Regions from separate parts of the Homo sapiens genome. Here region 2 is linked to region 1. A link is a contact called in ENCODE Hi-C or POLR2A ChIA-PET data. All regions are on one chromosome and are shown on one strand. Each heading gives the region's core, a stretch centred on a gene start or an enhancer-like site at or near the end of the contact. The rest is flanking DNA. Distances are from core to core; before and after follow the strand shown. Region 1 overlaps LINC02422 (long intergenic non-protein coding RNA 2422). Region 2 holds the start of BICD1-AS1 (BICD1 antisense RNA 1).

Evidence for each region. A loop is a pair of places that touch in the nucleus more often than their neighbours do. ChIA-PET counts read pairs that join two places held with the same protein, here RNA polymerase II (POLR2A). Pooled maps may share reads with other maps.
Region 2: a loop to region 1 is called in a pooled map, with 13 times the contacts of the local background. The contact joins the promoter of BICD1-AS1 here to the enhancer-like site in region 1. A Hi-C loop is called at or near these places in 6 of 50 pooled maps. POLR2A ChIA-PET finds 5 or more read pairs at or near these places in 3 of 52 experiments (H1, T-cell and activated CD4-positive, alpha-beta T cell).

What each region holds. Positions count from the first base shown.
Region 1 is chr12:31,873,638-31,877,134 of GRCh38, forward strand. It overlaps LINC02422 (long intergenic non-protein coding RNA 2422), which reads right to left. Exons shown (of 2, transcript NR_135029.1): 2 at 3,332-3,497. Among named protein-coding and RNA genes, the nearest start is that of LINC02422, 12 kb to the right of the region's middle. RefSeq lists an enhancer at 1,778-2,072. Within about 2 kb of position 1,459, at least 22 of the 41 ENCODE cell types and tissues checked have a DNase peak (open chromatin) inside an H3K27ac peak, as active enhancers do.
Region 2 is chr12:32,105,718-32,109,052 of GRCh38, forward strand. It overlaps BICD1-AS1 (BICD1 antisense RNA 1), which reads right to left and starts at 1,745. Exons shown (of 3, transcript NR_185992.1): 1 at 1,677-1,745. BICD1 (BICD cargo adaptor 1) reads left to right here and starts at 1,130. Exons shown (of 10, transcript NM_001714.4): 1 at 1,130-1,827. The coding sequence starts at 1,615. RefSeq lists a silencer at 653-1,132 and enhancers at 1,493-1,572, 2,100-2,737.

The sequences.
Region 1 (3,497 bases), core at 209-2,708:
CCGTATCAGAAGCAGATGCAGATACAAGAAAACTTCTCTGCCTGCCCTCCATATTTGCCTAAAAGCAGGACATAATTTTTGTTTGTTTGTTTGTTTTTTGACACAGGGTCTCGCACTGTCACCAGGCTGGAGTGCAGTGGTGTAAACATGGCTCCCTGCAGCCTCAACCTCCTGAGCTCAAGCAATCCTCCCACCTCTGCCTCCCAAAGTGCTAGGATTACAGGCATGAGCCATCACGCCAGCCAGGACACAAATTTTTTTTTTTGAGACAGAGTCTCGCTCTGTCGCCCAGGCTGGAATGCAGGGGCGCAATCTCGGCTCACTGCAAGCTCCACCTCCCAGGTTCACGCCATTCTCCTGCCTCAGCCTCCCACGTAGCTGAGACTACAGGCGCCCGCCACCATGTCCAGCTAATTTTGTTTTTTGTATTTTTAGTAGAGAGGGAGTTTCACTGTGTTAACCAGGATGGTCTCGATCTCCCGACCTCGTGATCCACCCGCCTCGGCCTCCCAAAGTGCTGGGATTACAGGCGTGAGCCACCACGCCTGGTTCACCAGGACAAAAATTTTTAAAGGTGTCTGCCCTTCCCTTTCTACCAGGAAGGACCAAAGTTAATCACTGGAGACAACTGTAGATTCTTATCAGCCCAGAGATGACACCAGAGGAATCTACATTTCAAACTTCATTAACTAGCTCTTACCATCTATTAGTTCCCCCATTTAAACATATTTACTTTCCCACAATTTATCACCCTAGAAACTTAAAGTCGTTTTCCTTTGTATTATCATTTCTCTACAAATGTTCTTTCTTATGAAGCTAGAAAAAACTGAGGCATGGTTTAAACGTCAAATAATTTATCTGAGCCAAATGTGAGTGACTGCAGTCTGAAAACACTTCCAGGTTACCTTGAGAAGTGCTCCAGAAATCAAAAAAGAGACTCGGGCCTTAAAAGAAAAAAAGGATGAATCAGGAAAGGGGCGACTAGAAAAGTTGTTTTTCGCTAGGTCTGGGGCTTTGGGGAGGTGGGTTTCCCATTTGCAAAATGGAACTTTAAAAGTCCACGGCACCTAACATTTCCAAGCTCCTCTAAATCTTCCAGGAAGCACAGGAGATGCAGGGCAGATGGGAGCATTCTCATCCTGCAGATAAACAGGCCTGGGGTCAGCTGGGAGGTTGGAAAGGCAGGCACTAGAATACCAGGTACTGGGTGAGTGAAAGCACAGTGTGACCTGGCAAGGGAAGGGGAGGCGAGAGCAAAGCAGTTGCTGTCTCTCCAGTTTCTCCTTCACTAACCACCTCAGCCCAGGGCCTGGAAAGAAAAAGAACTTAAGGACTTCCACAGGCTGAGACTGGATGCTGAAGGTGGACAGTGGCTCACACACCTTCTTGAAGTCAAGTGGCTCCTCCCCTGCCCACCAGATGCCAAGAGGGTCTGTTGGACCCAGACCTGTGGTGACAGCTACAAGAGAAGGAGGAGACACCAAAGTTGAGTTTGCTTTATAAGTGACATTGCAGGCTGGGCTGCAGTGGGGGGGCAGGATGAAGATTCAGGCTGTACTTTTCAAGGGACCAAGGGCTTGGGATCCACATAGGCCTCCCACACCGTCAGATGTCAGCTCCATCAATACTGAAAGACAATAGGAGATGAGGTAGGGAGGGGGTGAGAACGTGGGGAGAGGGAAGGGAGGTGGTGGGAAAGAGAGGAAGGAAGAGGTGAGGAAAGGCAAGGAGGAAAGGGAAGGGAAAAAAAAGTTGTTTTTCAACTATTATGATCAGTGTGATCGTATCTAAAGCAGTCTTGGAGTCAGGAGACAGGCTGTAATTGTTTAAAAGGTGGCCTGTTCCTGGGGACTTCCCAGCTCAGCAGGAAGCAGTCACAGATGTTTTGGCAGTTGTTTAGCCAGGAAGTTCTCTGCTTAAGACATGCGTGGGGTGGCTGGGCGCCGTGACTCATGCCTGTAATCCTGGCACTTTGGGAGGCAGAGGTAGGGGGATTGCTTGAGCCCAGGAGTTCTAAACCAGCCTGGGCAACGTAGTAGGACCTTGTCTCTATAAATAAATAATTAATTTAATTTTTTTTTTAAAAAGACAGGCCTGAGGTCCAAACCGAAATGGCCTCCCGACTCCATTTTATGTGCTTTGACTAACCCGTCACTGTTTCCCTTCATCATTTTGTTAAGATGCTGGACAAGCCCCAGTTCTAGCCACCCTTTTTAGTTACTCATCACTGAATGCTCCCATGTGTATACAGGCAGCACATGTTAAAAAACTTTTTCGGCCAGGCGCGGTGGCTCACGCCTGTAATCCAGCACTTTGGGAGGCCAAGGCGTGCGGATCACGAGGTCAGGAGATCGAGACCATCCTGGCTAACAAGGTGAAACCCCGTCTCTACTAAAAATACGAAAAAAATTAGCTGGGCGTGGTGGCGGGCGCCTGTAGTCCCAGCTACTTGGGAGGCTGAGGCAGGAGAATGGTGTGAACCCAGAAGGCAGAGCTTGCAGTGAGCTGAGATGGGGCCACTGCACTGCACTCCAGCCTGGGTGACAGAGCAAGACTCCGTCTCAAAAATAAATAAATAAATAAATAAAAATAAACTTTTTCTTGGCCGGGCACGGTGGCTCACGCCTGTAATGCCAACACTTTGGGAGGCCGAGGCGGGCGGATCACCTGAGGTTGGGAGTTCGAGACCAGCCTGACCAACATGGAGAAACCCCATCTCTACTAAAAATACAAAATTAGCTGGTCATGGTGACGCATGCCTGTAGTCCCAGCTACTCGGGAGGCTGAGGCAGGAGAATCACTTGAACCTGAGAGGCGGAGGTTGCGGTGAGCTGAGATGGCACCATTGCACTCCAGCCTGGACAACAAGAGCGAAACTCCGTCTCAAAAAATAATAATAATACAAATAAAAAAATAAAAAATAAATAAAATAAAATAAAAACGTTTTTATCTTGTTAATCTGTCTTTTGTCAATCTAATTTACAGGGCCCAGCCTGTAAATCTAAAATGAGTAGAAGGAAAAAGAATTTTTCCCCTCCTGGGCAGAACACTCTTGGGCACGTGAGCCTTGGCTTCTTAACCACATATCTGAGCAGCCAGTGTGGCAGTGGTGAGTGGCAGTGGAGAGACTCCAGGAAGCAGCCATTTCCCTATCCTGGGTGCTTCCTGTTTCTGTCTAATGCTACACATAGTCCATGGTTTCAGTATGTTGTATGTGTTTGATTGTCAATCCCTGTAATTACATCCTACCTAAAATATGCATTTTTGTTCCCGGAACCAAGCCGGGTCCGGCTGCATTTTCTTGAGGCCCAATAACGAGAAGCAGACAGACTAGGAAAGAAGGGAATTTATTGCTGTAACCAGATACAGGCAGAAGGCTGGAGATAATTCCACCAGGCCAACTCAAAGTGTCAACAATTGTCTTAGTGTTTATATAGGTTGGGGTTATGCGCCTGTGTGCAGTGTAGCATTTGCCTAAGTCTACTGGTAACTAATTT
Region 2 (3,335 bases), core at 495-2,994, 230 kb after region 1:
CATATGGATTAATGTGATTATCTTAAAAGCATGTAATATGTAGTTGCTGGGTTTGTATGAGTAATGAGTGAACCTGAAGCCAACATAATGATCCCGTTTAGTGCTCCCGAGTTAAGATTCCAGAGTTGCCTGACTTTGGACAAATCACATCTCCCTTTGCCTTTCACCCCCTGTAAACTGAGGATAATGGCTCTTACCTCAAAGCATTGTTAGGATTGGAGAGAACGCATGTTACATACTTAGAAGAATGCTTGGTATGGGTCTCAAGAACTCTTAGCTCTTATTGTTTAAAAAATGCTTATTACAGGGCATCGTTGGTATCTTATATAGGGAATTTCAAGCAGTTTTCCTTTATTGAAGACACAGAGTAAGGTGCTTTGATGGAAACTATTGGGGCAAGATATACAGTACCTAGCTAGAGGTTTCCTGGGTGCATGTATTGTGGAGATATTTTTTTTCTGAGTGGATAGCGCTCTTGTGATACGCTGGGTGAGGGCGAGCAATATTTAGCGGACTGTCCTGTGAGGATAGTAAGGTTATCTGGTGAGAGTGTTAGGTGGCCCAGGCCAGACTTGGGAGAGGCAGGGAGAGAGGGGGACGACGGAGGAGGGCGCCTTGGGGTGCGTCTTGAAAGCTTTGGGAAACCCAGCGGTCTTTTGGGGGCAGGTGGCCCAAAAAGCCTTCTGCGCGCCCAGGGGACGAGGAGGATGCGCGGACCGCGACCGCGATAGTTTTGTTTGCTTTTCTCGGGAGAAAGCGTTCCAGGCAGTTTCCTGAGCTTCGGCCCTCGACGTAGCAAAAGAGCCCGGGCGCCCACGCCGCTCTCGGGGTCTTCTACTGCCACCGGGACAAAGCCCTGGGAGGAGCTCCCGCCCCCGCGAGCCGGACAGGGCGGAGGCTCCCCCGCCGCGCGCGCCCCACCGCTTCCCAGTCCCAGACCCGTCGCCTGCGCCTCCTCCTGGCGCGCCTCACGGTGCAGCGGGCGGCGGCCCGCGCGCCCGGCGGGAGGCGCCTCGGGATGTTTCCGTCTGGTCCTTCCCTCCGCCCCCCGCGCTGACTCCATCCGCTCCCCGCCCCCTGCTCGGAGCCGCCGCCACGCGGGAAGGGAGGGAGCCGGCCCCGAGACTGCATCATTCCGCACCGGCTGCTGCAGGGCCAGAGGGAGCAGGTGGAGCGAGAGAGCGAGCCGCGAGCCGGAGCGCGCCAGACCCAGGGCGAGACTGCAGTGACGCGGCCCGGGAGACATGGCGGACGGGCGTCTCTGAATAAGCAGAATCCGGAGCCCCTCGCTACCCGCGGCCGCCGCAGCCCGGGCCATGCCGCACGGCTGCTGACCGCACGCAGGGGCCGGCCCCGAGGACACATGCGGCGGCCTTTGCCGCCTCGCCCCTGACCCTCTGCCCTGTTCTCCATGTTGCATTTCTCGTCAGTTTCTCGGGCGGTGTAGCTGCCGCTGCCACCAGAGCCGGCGGGGCATCGCGCTGCTCATTCATCCGGCCGCACTTTCTTTTCCGTTTCCACCCATCCCTTCCCATTTCCTTCTCCCTTTCCCCGCCAGCTTCGCATCCATCTCCCCCACCCCGTAACCCCCTCCTGCCTCCATCCACCGGGGCTATGGCCGCAGAAGAGGTATTGCAGACGGTGGACCATTATAAGACTGAGATAGAGAGGCTAACCAAGGAGCTCACGGAGACCACCCACGAGAAGATCCAGGCTGCCGAGTACGGGCTGGTGGTGCTGGAGGAGAAGCTGACCCTCAAACAGCAGTATGATGAACTGGAGGCTGAGTACGACAGCCTCAAACAGGAGCTGGAGCAGCTCAAAGAGGTGAGTTGCCTGTCACCTCTCCCTTTCCTGGCCCTCACTCCCCCCACCCGCAAGGCCCACTCATCATGATCAAGAAGTCATAAAGGAGGTGATTGAAAGGACTGTTTTTTCTTCTAGGGCCCTTTGTTGGTAAGAGAAGATTGAAAGAGTCCATTGTTTCCTCCCCCAAGAGAAAAATTGCCTAAGAAATGAATATATAAGCTGGAATTTGGGAGGCAATGGCTGTTTGGCCTGCGGGGGAGGGAGATTAGTAAGAGTCATCAAGTCTCAGCACTCTAAGACGACATTCAAGTGGGTTGGAATGTATAAATCAAACTTCTCAAAACCGCTGTTATCTCAAACCCAGGTTTCAGCGACAATTTCGTAGTCCACAAAAGTGATGAGGTTTGTGCCTGAGGACCCACAATTTCAGGATTTAGACTGTGTGGCACCTCAGCTTTCCTCTGGATGTAACCACTCCTTGGTGAGAGAGGGAACTCCTCACCAATCCCATTTGACAAAGGCTAGGCAATCTTCATTCTGCTTGGCTTTAGTCATTCTTGTCATTGGGCTGCAGAAGAAAAACAACTTTGCTGGGTGATCCCACTGCCTTGATTTCACCTCGGAGCGAGGCTGGGCCATGTCCAAGTCTTATGAGGTCACCCTGACTAGAAAAAATTGAACTCACCTACAAATAGTCTGAAAGAGTGGTGTATATCAAATACGTGGGTAGTGTTGCATTTCAAATGAGGCTCTTCTGGTTGAAATGATATATTTATAAAACCAGAATATCAAAAATGGGTGATGTATAATGTCTCTTTAGTTTTTTGGTATTTGGCCTCTTTTAAAGCCTGTCGGATGTATGGGAGAAAACAATGAACGTGCTTTGATTTCCTATCAGTCACTCTTAAGAACATACATATTGTTTAAGTAACTCGGTCTTTTTTATCTGATTCTTGAGGCACTATGGGTAGCAAATAACCACTTACAAATTTAAATGTAATATACACTCCTTTTCTGTGTGTCAAGTCCTTATTTTTAGGTGCATATTGACATTTAAATGTTAATTATTGTTTGGCATATAATATCAAAAATCTATTATTTATTTTATGCTGTTACAGTTAAAAGATGTGATTTATGACATACTGAATCAACTTGCCTTCCAATTTAGTGTGTAATATGGTAAGCATTTATACTTTTAGATATGTCTTATTTTTATTTGGATGCCTGTCTACCAAAAAATAAATGTACTACCTATGATTAAAAATCCCAACTAGGAATCTAATTTTTGTGTGTCAGGCTGTAAATTTCTGGTTCCTATTTTACTTACCATGTACCTGTCTGGTCTTAACAACAGCTGGACTTGTTTATATTTTCCAACTTAGATTAGGCTGACATGTTTAAATGCAGTGATGCTAAACCTTGTGAAGTGAGGAAGCAGGATGATGACTGTCATTCTCAGAGATGTTTTGATATTGTCTATACCTATCAACACTGCTTTGCCAAGATAGGGAAGTGCAAACCAGAAA